Regions from separate parts of the Mus musculus genome. Here region 1 is linked to region 2. A link is a loop called in an ENCODE intact Hi-C map of the cell type or tissue named here. Cell type or tissue: gastrocnemius. All regions are shown on one strand. Each heading gives the region's core, and the rest is flanking DNA. Links, peaks and the distances in the headings are about the cores only. Region 1 has its middle 4.9 kb from the start of C330026H20Rik. Region 2 overlaps Cc2d2b (coiled-coil and C2 domain containing 2B).

What was found. Peaks named below come from ENCODE experiments on the same cell type or tissue, not always from the same donor. Only the 100,000 strongest peaks of a DNase experiment are listed, where the experiment ranks them.
Region 1: a loop joins it to region 2, with 3 times the contacts of the local background. A loop is called at or near these places in 20 of 42 quality-filtered maps.

Annotation. Positions count from the first base shown.
Region 1 is chr19:41,012,418-41,020,749 of GRCm38, forward strand. It overlaps the pseudogene Gm4269. Among named protein-coding and RNA genes, the nearest start is that of C330026H20Rik, 4.9 kb to the left of the region's middle. In gastrocnemius, for the core only: CTCF peaks have their summits at 3,708 (motif pointing left) and 4,132 (motif pointing right); DNase peaks (open chromatin) are centred at 3,727 and 4,072; H3K4me3 peaks cover 311 bases.
Region 2 is chr19:40,756,041-40,764,372 of GRCm38, forward strand. It overlaps Cc2d2b (coiled-coil and C2 domain containing 2B), which reads left to right. Exons shown (of 35, transcript NM_001376940.1): 3 at 441-498; 4 at 1,447-1,511; 5 at 2,380-2,445; 6 at 4,312-4,395. Among named protein-coding and RNA genes, the nearest start is that of Cc2d2b, 11 kb to the left of the region's middle. In gastrocnemius, for the core only: no CTCF peak of the experiment used is centred there; a DNase peak (open chromatin) is centred at 4,231; H3K4me3 peaks cover 1,044 bases.

The sequences.
Region 1 (8,332 bases), core at 7-8,006, 260 kb after region 2:
GAAGCTATTGAAAGAAGAGAAACTTTGGTCCAATATCATATTTCATCCGTAAAAATAGATTTCAGGGGGTTGACGATTTAAATATGAAAATAAAACCATAAAAAAACCCCAAGAAGTAATGTAAGATTTCTGCTCCTGTTTATAATCTCTGAATGGAAAAGGATTGCATGTGATAGAAAGCCTAGGCACCATAAAATGTCCCTAAAGTGTCACTGCTAGCCAAAGAAGGGCTAGGGACATGGTGTAAAGGGTTAGAGCGCTTACTGTGGAAGCAGGAAGGCCTGAGTTTAGACCCCAAAACGTGTGCACCTATAACCCCAGCGCTGGTCGGGGGAGGGGAGGCATAGACAGGAGGATGTCAGAGGCTTGCTGGCCAGATAGTCAGCTGAAATAGTGTCCAGTCTCAATGAGAGACCTGTCTCAAAAAATACAGTGATAGAGGAAGCCATCTGATGTTGACTTCTGCTGTGTATATGTGTGTGCATGCACGTGTGTGTGTATACGTGTGTACACCTGTGAGTGTGTATTATATGTGTGTATATATAAAACAGTCTTCACATCAGCCATATAAGGTAGACAACCCACATACATTTAAAAGAAATAAGTTGTGCATGTGTGCTTGTGTGTGTGTACCTGTGTGTGCATGCACATGTGCGTGTGTTTCAATGCATGCACACATTGTTGTGTTTTATAAAAAAGAAAGGAAGAGCCAGGATTTGTTTGGTAGAGGCACAGTATGGTGAGGTGGAAGGGGGGTGCCTCTGCGGGCCCACACTGAGGTGCCAGTCATAGGAAGCATATAGACTAGAGTTTATTTAGGACATGGGGAGGGGAGTTGAGGGGGTAGAGGCAAAGGGAGAGGGGTGGTGGTGGGCGGAACAAGTGGAGAGGGTGGGGGAAGAGGAATGAGGAGAGGACAGGATAGGAGACTAAGAGTGAGAAGTGGGCAAACAGCCCCTTTTATAGTGAGTCAGGCCTAGAAGGAAAGCTAACACACACACACACACACACACACACACACACACACACACACACACACACACACGAGGCAGAGAACGCTTTGGAGCAAAGGTTAGCAACCAAAAACACAGGAAGAAGAGCGCATTTTGTTACTGTCGTCAGGTCCAAAGGAAACTCTAATTCCTCAAGCTTGAAAAAGCAGTCCAGCTATCCACAAATGAGCTCAACCTGCACGATAAGGATTTCTGGCACATAGATAAAAGCCAGCATTCCTCAGGAACATTTGAAACCGGTTCCCATCCACCAAAAGGAGGCGTTTCCCTTACCTCTAGCAGGAGCAGGGACACCTGTGGCAACTATTACCATAACAAAGCTCATGCTGGCTTCCAGGCTCCCTCCGTATCAGCCACACCTGTTACACACCTCAGAGTCCATCCTAATCCTTCTCCCCTCCCCTAACCCCCCCCAGTTCCTGGGCTTCCCTCTTCTCAGCTACTCACTCTCTCCTTAGCCCTGCCCTCCTCCATAAGCTCTGCTCCCACTGCGTTTTCTCTAGTCTCCACTCCCTGCTGCTCTCCCTCTATTGCAGATAGCCCTGGCCATGTCCTGTTTGCTTCCAACGTTCCGTCCACTTCTTTCTCTCTCTCTAAGCTGGACTCTTCCAGATGTGTCCAGCGGTTCTCTCATATCAACAATAAAGGCTTTCCCCAAATAAGTCCTACAAGACACAAAAACCCCACAAAATATTCAACAAAAATAATCTTAACAAACGCAAGAAGTGACACCCACACACCCAGGGAAGGCAAGCCAAAAATCCCACTACAGTGTCATTTTCTACATGTTACGTTATGCAGAAACCCCAGCAGCTGCTAACCGTGGAAGGAAACGAATCTGTCTGGCGGTGGATAACTGTCAGCTGATATTTTCCTCAAAGAGCAGTGAGCAGATCATCAACGTCTATAAAAATTAAACAAATCCCAGCACGGCCAGGGCTACACAAAGAAACCCTGCCTTGGAAAACAATACAAGAAAAAAGAAAAATAAATAAATAAATAAATAAATAGGCACCTGGAGAAGATTTAAGAAAATTTCCTGTCACCAAGATGTCAGGAAAATGGTGGAGCCTGGACTTGAACCTCCTGTTATTTGTGTGATCCAGAGATGGATGATCAGGAAGCAAGAGGAGCCCCTACCTACACAGACAAGCCTTCCATTAGAGTTCCTTAAGTGTTGGCATTTCTTCTAGGCTCTGCCGCACAGTTACCTGGCAACAGTCAGGTGTGCCTGATTCACTATAAAAGGGGCTGCTTGCCCCCTCCTCTCTCCTCTTTCTCCCTTCCTCTCTTTCCTCTCTGTCCCTTCTCTCTCCATCTCCCCCCCCCCCCATATGCTCATGGCTGGCCTCCCTCCTCCTTCTCCTCCTCCTCTTCCTCCTCCTCCTTCTTCCTCCTTCTCTCTCTCTCTCTCTCTCTCTCTCTCTCTTTCTCTCTCTCTCTCTCTGTATCATCTACCCCTTCAACTCCTTTCCTCATTACCTAAATAAACTCTCTTCTATACTATACAGTCCTGTGGCTGGTCCCTGGGGGGGGGGGGCGGGGGGGGAAGGGATGCCCCTTCCCTCACACAATACCTTGCCTCTACCATACATATCCCTGGCTTCTTTTTTTATAAAACACAGCAATGAGTACAAGTAACATCATTAACATTTTAAGTGACAGAATTTAAAGAGCAGTTTCATAGTTTATAGCAGAATTAAGAGGGAAGTAAGGAGATGTTGTACATTTACCAAGACACACAGACTCTTCCCATTACCAAAGCCCCCATGAAAGCACTGGGTTGCTGAGCAGGCGAACCCGCAGAGACATATCAAAGCCCACTGCCTGCACTAGGGTCCACTTGTGTTGCACACATGTTGTTCCACAGATTTGAACAAATGTTTAATCACCATTCTGCCTATCCCATAGCACAATGCCTTTAATTTTCAAAGTCAGGTAGAGGGAAGTGTTTGCTATGCATGTTGTATGTGTGAGGCTTTGCAGCTGGAAGAGAAAATATCTTACCCACGCTTGCCCAGCTGCTAAAGCCAGGAGGAACACTAGGGCAAGCTCCTTTTCCTACAGAGTGGACACTCCCAAGCCTTATGTGGCATCTGGAATCCCCAAAGCTCTACAGGACCTGACACCTGAGTTACAGGATACCATGTGTACATTAAGGACTCGGGAGACAGCTCAGTTGATGGTCTTGCAGGTAGGGGGACCCGAGTTAGAGTCCCACAACACATAAAATGTGCTTCTAATTCCAGTGTTGGGTAATGATACAGACCCAGCCTACTCCACTTGGTAAAGTATGAGCAAGAGAGTGATGAGATTTGAAGCTTGCCCTATGGCTTCCACACAAAAGCACACACAAAAGCACACACACACACACACACACACACACACACACACACACACACACAAACATGTTGGCCAAATTGATGCCAGGTGAAAGCCACTAAAATACATTATACACATGTATGAAATTTTCAACTTATTTTTTCTAAAGCCTAGTGTCAGCCTTTGCAAGTAAAATGGATAATTTCTGCACACGGGAAAACACAAACAGACCGTGAGTCAGGGAACATAAAAACAAAAAAGGGGGTGCTGGAACCCCCTAAAGTCATTTCATCACTGTGTAAGTCACCAGATTTTTTTGCCTTCAGGCTCACAACCTGGAAGCCTTTTAAGGTGGAAATGCTGACCCCAAGTGGTGACAAGTAGAACTTCAACTCTGGCTAGTTCAGGAAGCCACTATGCTACTTTGCAAGTTAAAGCATGCAGTTGGCACGTCTGATGGATTCGGTTTGCTGCATCTCTCCTGGGTATATGACTGAATTTTCTCCCAAGAACCTGGCATCTGCGCTCTACCCTACAATCTAAGACCAGGCTGGTGCTGCTAATGAAGCCCCTTTTCTGCATTGCCCTTGTCTTCAGTGTGTGCTCGTGTGTGCCCGTGTGTGTGTGCCTGTGTGCGTATGATTGTGTGTGTGTGTGTGTGTCCGTGTATTTGTGTACATAGAGGCACGTGGATGGGTGGACCTGAGTACTCACAAGCTCATGTGTCATTAACCTTAGCGGAAGCGCACAGAGAAAATATGAGCTTCCCTCTTTTGTCTCTAGAGGGCGCTGCTTTTCTTTTTTATCCTCCACCTTGTCATTCCATCCCAGTCTAATGATTACAACCAATCCATTCAGTGACTTCCCTTTTCTGCTTGAGTGACTCCAGGAGATATGACATTCTTCAGATTTCTACCCCAGTGTGGAACCTGGATATGAGACATAGGAGCTATCTGTCCTTACGACACCATGTCCTACAGGCCATCTGACACTTTCTTCTGATGTCCTGCCACCTGTTACCTGGTGAGATCTTGGTGGTGCAAATCTAAAGACCTAGCAGTTAAGAGCAGTTCCTTCTGGGTCTCCATCATACTAGACTTCTATTAAGGAGGTCAAAGCAGATTTCCATCTCAGCTGTACTCCACAAACGTTCTACAGCACCGTTTTCCCTCCCACTCCCTCTCCTTCCCTCCCTCTCTTCCCTCCCCTCCCCATCTCCATCTCTCCCTCTCCCACTGTTCCCAGTCTGGCCTCTTCCTCTCCCCTCTCCTCTCTTTTCTGTCCTTCTCTGCTCCCCTTTCTCTGTCTCTACTCTTTTCCTGGTCCCTGCTCCCCTCCCTGGCTCCCTTCCCCCAATAAACTTCCCTTTGTACTAGGCTTGTCACTGTGGCTTGATTGCTGGGAGACACTTTGACAGGGGCCACTGAGGTACCCGCTGTCTTACTCTGTGTTTCATAAATCCCAGCAGTGAGGACTTCAGGAGTTAGTCAGTTCATAAGAGTGGAGCCCTTAGGAATGAGACTAGTGCCCTTATTAGAGACAGAGAGGGGCTGGCTGAGATGAATCAAGCCAGGAGAGAGACCTGCATTCAATCCCTGGGACCCATGTAAAGATGGAGTGAGAGAACAGACTTAAGGAAGGTGTTCTATGTCCTCCACATGTTACACTCATGTGAACACACACACACACACACACACACACACACACACACAAGAATGAAGCAATCTCTCCCCCATGCGGGATCTCAAGGGAGAATCTAGCTCAGTGGTTCTCAACCTTCCTAATGCTGCAACCCTTTAATACAGTTCCTCATGTCGTGGTGACCCCCAGCCATAACAGTATTTTGGCTGCTGCTTCATGACTGTAATTTCGCTACTGTTCGGAATCACAATGTAAATATCTGTGTTTTCCAATGGTTTTAGATAGTCCCTGTGAAAGGGTCATTCTAGTCCCAAAAGGGTCACAACCCGCAGGTTGAGAGCCACTGATCTAGTGGGATGAGGGCCATCTGGAAACGAAAAGCTGGCCCCTCACCGGGGATAATTTCCTGGCACCTTGCTCCTGGACTTCCCAGCCTCTAGACTCATGAGATAAACTGCTGCTTGTGCCATCTGGTTTGTAGTGTTTCTATTAGAGCTGCCTGAATTTAGGAGAAGGCATAATGACCCTGGATATGATAGCAAATGAAATTCACGTAATTATCCAATCAGGGCTGTGGCATCTTCCCTCAGCAGAAATTGTCCTGGATCCTCTGTCTTTTAAGATGATTATACTCGGCAGCTGCAGCGATGGTAATGTGTAAGAAGAATTGGATTGCCATCTATGAACTCCTTTTTAAGGAAGGCGTGATGGTCACCCAAAAAGATCCACATGCCCAAACACCCTGAGCTGGCAGACAGGAATGTGCCCAACCTTCGTGTAATGAAGGCCATGTAGGCTCTCAAGTCTAGAGGCTACGTGAAGGAGCAGTTTGCTTGGAGACATTTCTACTGGTACCTTACAAATGAGGGCATCCACACTCTCTCCGAGCTTACATGCACCACCCTCTGGAGATCGTGCCCGCCACCCTGCTCCGCAGCCATCCCCAGACTGGCAGGCCTCAGCTTAAAGGTCCAGAGGGTGAGCGACCTGCAAGATTCCCAAGAGGGGAGGCAGACAGAGACACCTACAGAAGGAGTACTGTGCTCCCTGGAGTTGACAAGAAAGCTGAGGCTGGGGCTGGCTTAGCAACTGAGTTCCAGTTTAGAGGTGGCTTCTGTCATGGACGCGGTCAGCCACCTCAGTGAAGCTGGGGATTATGTTGTATTAAACTTTAAAGAAAATAAAACCAAACAAAAAGATGATTATACTCATGAAAATTTGCTATTTTATTATTATTTGTGTGTTCATGGTGTATGTATGAGTCCATGTGCCCATGTGTGCAAATATAGAGGCAGGAGGAGGGTCTCTAATGTCCTGGAACTCACTGTTTTTGCTAGACTGGCTGGCCAGCAGGCTGCAGCAGTTTGCTGCCTGTACCCCACACGGTGCTGGGGTTACAGGTGTGAGTAGCCACGCCTGGCCTCTTACAAGGGCACTGGGGATCCGAACGCAGGTCCTTAAATTTGCGTGGTCAGTGCTTTTACCCACAATCCATCTCCCCAGTTCCTTCTCTACCTTTTCTAGTGGAGCCTCAGCTTACCAGCAGTGTGAAAATTTACTTCTTCGCCTGTGAAGCAACAGGTTGCCCCTGAATGTATTTGAAAGGAGTCGACCTCCTGAGCACCACGGAAACATGTAGTTTGCATAGATGTGTTTATGATATTTGGCTCATGATGCAAGCTGAACTATTGTCTCTATAACCTTCTAAATCAAATCTAATTTTTACTCAAAATTTAAAAAGGAAAGGATTATTCGTAGGTCTGTATTTTGAAAATGACTGCTGCATTGAACGTTGTTTCTTATGCCACCCTCCCCCCATGAATTCCTCTTTTTGAGAAACACTTAAACATTTAAAATAAAGTCTTAAGGTTGCTGAGTTAAGGGCTGAACTTTGGCATCACATGCACGGATTGTGTCTGCAGGGCGGTTGAACCCCCTTTTCCTCCCAGGTGTTGATAAAAGACTTGTGTTTCCTGGCTAGGAATGAGGGGAGCGGTTGGCTGCATTACCAGAAAAAGAAAAAAACAAAAAAAACAAAACAGCCTTAGAGAAATGGTTTGGCACCACTACTGTGGGCCTGAGCCCGCTGCCCTTCTGCACCTGTGTCAGGAGCAGACAGAGTTGCCATTAGTCTTTCTGGACAGATATAGAAGTAGTCCCCTCAGGTGTGTAATTAGGAATTCATGTGTGTGTAGGATGCTCAGCCCTCCAGGGCAGGAGAGGGCTATACTCTAAGTGGAGAGATAAGCTACACTTGTCCATTTATAGAGTGGTAGGTAGGTATATTAACGGTGTGTTCTCTGAGGAAGTCTCCAGGACCTGAGATGAGGGATGTGTGTGGGGTCAGCATCTCTGGGGCAGTGGGAGAAGACTGGTCAGGAGGAATCACGGTAGAGTATATCAACACAGGCAGTTGTTAGAGCTCTGTGATCATTCAGTGCTATCACCCATGGCAACAACCTCTCCCAACCATTGATTGGGAATTGGTGTGGGTTTCCCCTAAGGGAAGTCCTGACAGAGATGTGGAGGCATTTTCTCTGAGCCATCAGCCTCCTGTCTGAGGACCTGGGGAGGCTTTGTCAGCATCCTCTATAGAAGGTCAGTGTCTTGGTGATCACTGTCTATGCTGGAGAGAAGAGAGAGAGGGTCTGAGGCTAAGGGGCTGGACGTGATCAGGGGATCTTGTAGTGATATCAGTTTCTGTTTACTAGCCGTTTTACCCCCACTTAAGACAGCGTAAACTCCCAGAGCTACAGTTATTCCCATTGTCTTAGGTCCCCCGATAAAACTCAGGAAAGAAAACCAAAACCATTTAAAAGATCTCTTCAAGCCACGCAGGTCAGACGCTCACCAAGTTTAGTCTAACTCGACTAACATTTTTGTTGTTGTTGTTTTGTTTTGTTTTGTTTTTTTGAGACAGGGTTTCTCTGTGCATCCCTGGCTGTCCTGGAACTCACTCTGTAGACCAGGTTGGTCTCGAACTCGAAATCTGCCTGCCTCTACCTCCTAAGTGCTGGGATCAAAGGCGTGTGCCACCACTTTCCTGGCTTCAACACTTTTTTTCTTTCTTTCTTTTTTTTTTTTACTGTTTTTGTTAACAGTTCTATTCGGTCTTTCAATTAGTTGTCTAAAGACTGCAAAAGTCACTTTTGAAATTGCTTCTTTCTGACTTGACTCCTTAGCCCAGCAAGTTTGTCCTCTAATCCCCACTCTTATGGTTTGCATCTCAGACCCCTGCTTAAATTTTACCTTCTACTTAATTGCACTGAAAACAAGTAAAGCCTTCTCAGAGCAACTTGGTTAAAATCGGTCCAGTCCCACCCACAGACACCTGCCCCCTTCCTCCTTCCCACAGC
Region 2 (8,332 bases), core at 266-8,265:
TAAGAAATGGAGGCAGCATATAGGTAGTTTTTAGGAAGGAAGGTGTTTGCATGGTCAGGTACTGCAGAGAAATCCCTCAAGCAATGACACCTGTGGGATGCTGGCCGTGTTTAACTTCCCCGGACTTTTCCAGAAGGTTCAGGAAGCAAGGAGTAAACAAGCAGAAAGAACTAAGTCTCAGGCAGATTTGTCATTTAAAGGGCTTTGTTCTTGGTTTGTTTGTTTGTTTGTTTGTTTGTTTGTTTTTAGATTTCAGGTGGCAATGGCTTCATTTAAAAAATCAATCATATATAATTAGAAAATAACTCAACTTTGAGCAGACAGACAGAAGAGTATGAGTGGATATTTTATAGGCGATGATGCTCAGACTGACTGACGTTAAGACAAGCTGTTCTGTAACTTCCAGATGCCTCCTAACCTTCCCTGCTTCCCCCCCACAGATGTCAGAAGCAGCAAACAGCAGCACAGAAGAAATGGTGGACAGGCATCTGTCAAAAGGTTCTCCTGTAGCGTGCCACGCCTCTGATATCCTTGGGTTTTAGTTTTTAAGGATGTAGCGATTGCTTCCCTTCCCTGCGCTTCAGCATCCTACAGCATAAACATAAACTAGGCTTCCTACATGATATAAGACGGGCCCAAGGAAAATACATAGAGATTGAACTCATAATGTTTCGCTCTCTCCATCATTAACTGCACACACACAGGGCATTCACTGGTGCCTGAGAGTGGGTTAGACCTTCGGTATGTGTCCATGCAGAACCTGCTTCAGAGGTCCTCTTGTGACTTAGCTCTAGTCTTACTCCTTATCCCTGCCAGAACGACTTACAAGTCCTCAACAGGTGCAGGAGGAAAGGGCCAACTCAAGAGAACACAACCAATTCACCTTCCTTTTTAAAAATCGTATTCAGAACTGTACAACTGTCTTTCTCACTCCATCCTGTGAGTAGCAGGAAGTAATAAATACATACAGAGCGTACAATTCCAATTCCATTCTTCCACTTTAACATCATCATCATGAACAACCACGACACAATGTGGCTTTGTTATTAGATCATGTCCCTGGGTATTCTAGATGGTTCACAAGGAATTTTTTTTTTCTAACAAGAAAACAGCATCAGAAGTCATTTGTCTGAGCTGTTTCATGCTTTCCTTGTCTATCTGGCTGATACCCGATAAAGCAGCAAGGGAAGGGGACACAGGATAGACAGGAGGTTGCAAAAGGAGCACATTTTGCCATAGATAAAACTTCTTTTTCCGGATGAGAAGGGGGAAGAGGCGCAGGCTGCTGAGTGCTCCTGAGCCTGTGGCCCTTTCTCTCTGCTCACCGTGATGGCTAGGCACAGTTGCAGCTAAGATACACAGTGAGTGCTTTCACGGTCCCTGCTGATTAATGAGAGTAAAATGATGTGGACTCTATGTAATGCTGACGTCTTGGTTTAAATGCAGAAGAAAATCGAAACATAACAGAGACACTGAGAGGCAAAGTAAGAGAAAAACTGAAAAATGCTAAGGTAATGCTTTTAATGGTTTTCTTCTGTTTTCAGAATAAGTGTTTTAAGTCGAATGTGGATCAAAAAACTTTTTTTTGTAATGTTAAGAAATAGCTGAGGTTTTCTTAATATACTTCAGTTTTAAAAAGCTTCACCTTCTAGCCTGCTTTGTTGTTTTTCTTTTCTTCTAGCTCCTTTTTAAGTCTTAATGCCCTATTGTAGTGAGAGTTTCAGTTGCTGTGATGAAATACCATGATGAGTTGGGAAGCAGGGGCTTTATTGGGCTCACACTTGTCTATCAATGTTCATCATTGAAAGAAGGCAAGGCAGGAACTAAAGCAGGGCAGGGACCTGGAGGCAGGAGCTGATGCAGAGGCTGTGGAGGGGTGCTGCTCACTGGCTTGCTTCCATGGCTTGCTCAGCCTGCTTTCTTATAGCACCCAGGAACACCCGCCCAGGGGGTGTCACCACCCCCAATGGGCTGGGCCCTCCCCCATCAATCACTAATTAAGAAAATTACCTACATCTTTGCTGACAGCCAGATCTTGTGGAAGCGATTTCTCAGCTGAGGCTTCCTCTTCTCCAATGACTCTAGCTTAGGTTAAGTTGATATAAGACTGGCCATCATGCCACCCCTCCCCCTCCCCCTCCCCCTCCTCCTCCCCCTCCTCCTCCTCCTCCCCTTCCTCCCCCCTCCCTCCATGATATATAACCTAACCCAAGAGAAGTCAGTCTGGCTATAGTATTATTATATATGACATCTCAGGAAAGATAAATGTGTGTGTGTGTGTGTGTGTGTGTGTGTATGTGTGTGTGTGTGTGTGTAAACATACCATTAAAAATTTGAGGAATTTTTAAAGCTGGTTTTCTGTAAAATTTTGTGTTTCAGATCAGTCAAGGTGAAAAGTCCTCAGCTGAGCCACTCACTGATACAAAGACTTATCGATGGTCTAAGGTGAGGAACTTTTTAAAAAAATACTTTTTGAAAACATCTTTATGGAGGTATACCTTACACAACAAAAATTAGCTTTTTTAGCTTACAACTCGATGGCTTTTGGCTAAACTGTGGAACTGTGTGGTTGACACCAAAATTCAGTTTTTTGTGAGCTGATAGCAGCTCGTGAATTGGGCATCTCCAGATGGCAGGTGGTTAGGGGTCCACCAGGGAAGCATGAGGGGAACTGGATCATGGCATGCCTGATGAAGTAAGGCAGAGAAACTATCTGACTCAGCAAAGTGGGGCAGTGCCTGTAAAGTCAGTGTTGGGAGGTAGCTGGCAGTTTGTGTTCCTGGCATAGGCCTCACTCACCACACTGACCTGGGTTTCAGTCTGCTTACATAGGAACTGAGGACTCTGCAATCACCCAAGAACCTCCCAGTTAATTATTCTAACAGCATTCGAGACGCTCCCAAACTTTCGGGCTTGGTGCTACAGTTCTCAGATTCAAATCTGCAGTTGCAGGTTTGAAATGACTCAGATTTGTGGGAATAGCTGTGTGAGAGGGGGAGTAGCTGTGTGAGAGGGGTAGTAGCTGTGTGAGAGTAGGTTAGGTTGCAGTAACAAAACCATAAGGAAATTAATGAATTAATTAAAACCAAAAATGTCTGCCTTAAGAGCGTGGTTCTCCTCCTCTCCAGTTTACCGGCTCAGTTACTCAGGCTGATGGGTCTCTTACCCCCTTTGAGACGCTTTTCACCTGTGAGTCCATGACACAAAGCCCCACTCTAATCCCTTGCTAGGCAAAGACAAAGAAAGAAAGAAAGAAAGAAAGAAAGAAAGAAAGAAAGAAAGAGGAAAAAAAGAAAAGAAAAGAAGAGAAATGAAATAAAATTGCAGGTTGCTGGGTTTTTTTTTTTTTAAAAACAAGACAGACATGCAAATTGTTCATATCATTTCCAGTAAAAGAATATGGAAGAGGTAGCTTCCATCCAGTTATCCGTGGGATCTATGAATAGAGAAAGGCAGACACTGCTGGGAGCTGGTCATTTTGCCCTAAGTCTGGGGGACTTTAGCTTTGCAGATGTTAAAGCACAGGGACCCTTCACACATGTGGTGCACACAAACTCACATAGGCACACACTCATACATGAATATAAAAATGAATTAAGTACATAAAATAAGAATTCCCATACTAACTACACACCAGAGACAACAGGCAGTTTGTATGTGCAAACGCCAGCTAGACTCCAGATAGAAACAAAATATTAGGTGCATGCTCACATTTTATGTTTTGAAATTGTGTGATTCCTAATGTGACTTTTGCTTTTTTGTGGAATGGAGTCTCCTCTAAATTTCTCTTAAGGCAGTTTTATATGCATGAGAAAGAAGTGGTTTTTTTTTATTTAAAAGAATTTGAGTCTGCAGCATAGAAGGCAATAAAAGAGGACTTATTTATGGATGAGTCTGTAATGAAGATTATGCCACCCAAGATTGTGGGATAGGATGGCAAAGTGTGTGGGTATGTGAGAGCAGGTGTCCACAAGAACACTTGAACATGGAGAACAGTGGTCAGAGCCAGCGTTTTGATTAAAATGAGAAATAATCCTCTAACTACTCAGGTTAGTGTGAGAGCAGAGGAGATTGGCTTTGTTCTATTTTGGTCCTCACTAGAGTTAAAAAAAAAAAAAAGGTGAAAGGTGAAAGGTAAGCTATGAATGAAAGCCAAGTGTAAATGAGCTGATAAAATACCTGCTGTGTTGTTTTCTACTTGCCACTAAGCTGCCATCTGCCACATTATGGAAAATTGTTCCTTCCCTTGCATGCAGGCAGTGTGCATCCCTTACGACATTAACTGCTGATCTGCTACTGTTTAACCCACAGACTGAAGTCTTGCTGGATGAAGGTCTTTCATTTTTCATCCTGAGTGGAGAAGAAGATTCAGCAGTGAGCCAGTCTTCGCAGCAGGTTGGATTTGTGTCTCTTATTTTATAGTTTTACTCTCCCACAAACCACCTGTTAATTAAAGGCACTGGATGAGAGCTGGATGGGAAAGGGATTCGTGTGTGCCTGTGTATGCCTGTGTGTGTGTGTGTGTGTGTGTGTGTGTACCCATGTGTGTGTGTGTTTTGTTTCATTTTGAGGCAGGGTCTTTCCCTGTAACTCAGCTTTGGCCTGGAACTCTGGACTCCCCTGATGTTAAGATCGTGGGATGCACCCTCATGTCTGGCTTGGAAGATGATAATTTCATTGTTAAACCTTCCTCCTTTCTTGGAGTTGAGCAGCTCACTATGTATAATACCTAGCATTGACAGAGTGCCTCCTGGCTGCTCAGTGATCCACTAGATCATCAGAATGGATCCCGTTAGTCGATGCTCATAAGTGAGGGCCGGAAAGCTAGCCTGGTGGCGAAAGCGTTTGCCATGCACGCGTGAGAGACCTGAGTTTGATTCCAGAACCCAGGTCAAAAAGCCAGATGTGGTGGCGTGCATGTGTAATACTGGTACCCCAGAGAGGCAGGACCCTGGTGATCTGGCCTCGTCTACTTGGCAAATTCCAGGCCAATTAGAGACTGTCTCAGACGGTCTCTCAGAAGAGGATGGAGGGCACCTAAGGACAGCGCCAAGCCTGTGCTTTGTCCTGACTCTCAGGAGCGCAATGCGACGCACGCACGCACGCGCACACACACACACCCACGCGCACACACACACACCCAAATCTGTGGGACAGTCTTTATTGTTTGTATTCTATAGATAAGGAAAGTAAGGCTGGGGAGTTGAGCATCCACAGAGCAGGGAAGTGTGGGTATCAGAACCCCCACCTGTGTTCGCTGTGTCTTGTTGTTGTTGTCCTTGTCTAAAAAAGTGTCTCCTCACACTGTGGTCTCCATATTACTCCTCACGTCTGTCTCTCCAGTTTTCGTTCCTGCACAGTCAGCTACCGACCCCTCTGTTCTCTCACATCTTCCTGTTCCTTCTCAAACTAGTGCACACTCCTCAACCAGTTGCTGCTGTGTGCTTGCCCCTCTTCCTCCACCCCCCGCTCCCAGTTCCCATTCTCACCCCTTCCTGATTCATCCATCTCGCTATCCTTACTGTCTGCCCTGTACCATGACTTTCTCCTTCACCTTTACGTTTTCTCAGGGCCCTGCCACCCGGAGCCTACTGCTTCCAACTCTCCCATCTCTCTGTGTATCGCCCAGCTCTCCGGGACCAGGTCCTCTCTGCCCTCTCCAGTTCTCTCCGTTCTATTTCTCCGTGGCTCTTTAACTGATTTTGTTGGCCTTGGGTTCACCCCCCCCCCGCCCCCTCCCCCCAGGATATAAATCGTCTACCGACAGCTGTTCATTATAAGGCACGGACTGTAATCTCGTCGTTTGAGAGATGAGGCCAGCCTGAGCTGCCTAGTGAGACCCTGTCTTGGAAAACAAAATCAGCAAAGCCCTCAGAACACCTATAAAACTTTACCTTTAAAAAACCTGAGCAAATACAACACCACCACCACCCAGAACCTTAATACAGAAACAAGAAGGGAAAAAATAAACACCGCATGAAATCTTCTGTCCTGGGAAAAATGACTGTTACCATTTCCCACAATGCTCTCTCTGCGCATGCGCCCACGCTTTCTAGAAACAGAACGCTCACTGGCAGAAAGAACTAGCAGTGCTGGTTCCATTTTCCTGGTTCTCCAGCCTGATCCTGTTGGTGCCAGGTTAGCTTCTGTGTCATTCTCATACCTCATGCCTAGTTCTGCACATGTCTGTAGGTTCCGCTTTAAGACTGCCTGCCATCAGACTCACGTTTCTGTACTTTCACGGTGCCGCCCTGGTGTAAGCCAACACAGACACAGACTCTCGCCTGCATCGTTGCCAGGCCTTCCCCCCAACCCTACCCCCATCCCCAAATTCACTGGGCACTCGGAGCAATCCTGTAAAAAGCAAAGACTTTTCTCTCGCTTAACCCCGTCTAAGGGTTTCCTGGTTCGCTTATGAGGAAAGCAAAGTCTTTTCAGCTTTTCCCGGGTCCTGCATGACCCGCCCACTTAGCTGTGCGCACTCTTTTGCGTGCGCTCTCTCATTTCTTCTGTTTTCCTCCTCTGCCACCTAACCCCACCCCCACCCCCCGCCCCGCCCCCTGCTCCTTACTTACAGGGCCCAGGGCTTTACAGTTATTTACCTGCCTTGAAAGCTCCTCTCATATCCATACTGCATCCCTCACTACCCTCGGGACTCTATGTGAATGACACATGATTAAAGATGCTGGGCCTAGAAGGTCCTAACTAAAATAATAGCCCCGACCCACCGAGTTCCGAGCTCTCTGTGCCTTTACCCTGCTTCATTCTTCCTCATAATTCTTAGTGTTGCCCAATATAGATATTTTGGTCTGTTTATTCTCCTCCTGGCATGTATTAGGTATTCAATATCTGAATATCAAAATACGTTTTTTTTTTCCATCCTTCCCAAGATCTTAAATACAAAGAAAGCCAGCTGACCTTCCAGAAATTCGAGATACCGGTTAAGGGGTAGGATTTTCTGAGAAAAGGGGACCTTCTTCCCTGTTCTTCCCACATAGCGGAGTGCAGGCACCAGATGCTATGCGGGGACACTTTTCCTTCTCACAGAGCAAGTATGAAAGAAGTGAAGCAAAGGGTGAGGCCCCAGACCGGGCTGGGCATGCTGGAGTGCAGGTTAGATGACCGCAACTTGGAGTTATCTGGGAAAGCTATCTTCCTGCCAGAAGGCCCTGGGAAGCTACTGCCCCTGTCCCACCAATATCTTTTACAAGAAGCTGAATTTGAGTGTGGCTCCTTCCTGCCGAGAGAAAGATGGTCCAACCTCATCCGTGAACCTAGGGCGAAGTCTGAGGATGCTCTCAGAAGGTTCTGGTGGTCTCTTTGTAGCGAGGGAGGGATGCTCCTTCGAGATAGGACAGCATCCCCCCCCCCTTGTTACTCAATGCTCATTGATGTCCACCTACATTTCAATCTCCTCAGCTTAGACTCCATCCCACAGCAGCCACCAGCACAAGGAATGCTCTGCTGCGAGCTGCTTACTGAAGACCAGGAAGGTGACGGTTTGGGGTAGCAGCTGGGTTGGACTAAATGAGAAAGAGTTGGGCAGACAGGTGCTTATTGGGTCAAGATCAGGGCTTAGCCCAAACTGAAAACAAAGATGAGTTGGTAAGGTTCACAAAGATGTCTGTAGGTCAAAACATCAGGAGTCAAATTGAGGACCCATTTTCTTCAGCCATCAGGAGGACTGAGAACCCTGGCCTACATCGGTGGTGTAGAGGAACATTGCATGGGAGCACCAGCTGGAGCAAAGGACCCCTCATACTTCATAGTTGGTGATCAAGATATTTAAGGAGCTTTCCTCTGTGGCGAGTCCCCCAGAGCTTACTTATGCTTGTTACCGTTATACCTTGAATCTCCAAAAGACACCACAAAAATAGCTGCCTGTAAAATATTTCTGTGATTTCATAAAAGGGATAGGAAGGCAGGAATGTTGGCAGGACCTGACACCAACCCAGGTGATGCCCAACTGTGCTTCAGTCAATTCGGGAAGGATACAGGGAAGGAGGGAAAAGAGGAATAATGTTGAGAGGAAAACAACAAGAACGGGGTTGGAAAAATGTCATCATGGGTTGGGCGTGACAGCCTTAATCCCAGCACTTGGGAGGCAGAGGCAAGTGTTCAGGGCCAGACTGGCCTACAGAGTGACTTCCAGGACAGCCAGGACTGCACAGAGAAACCCGATGTCTAAATAAATCTATAAATAAAGAAGAAAAAGAAAAAATGTCATCCGGTATAAATAATTTTTGAGCCCCCAAGTCTAAAATACTTACAAAAAATTGTTTTGCTAGGATTGGTCAAAGAGCAGGTAAGGGTCTGTAGCCACAAGAATTCC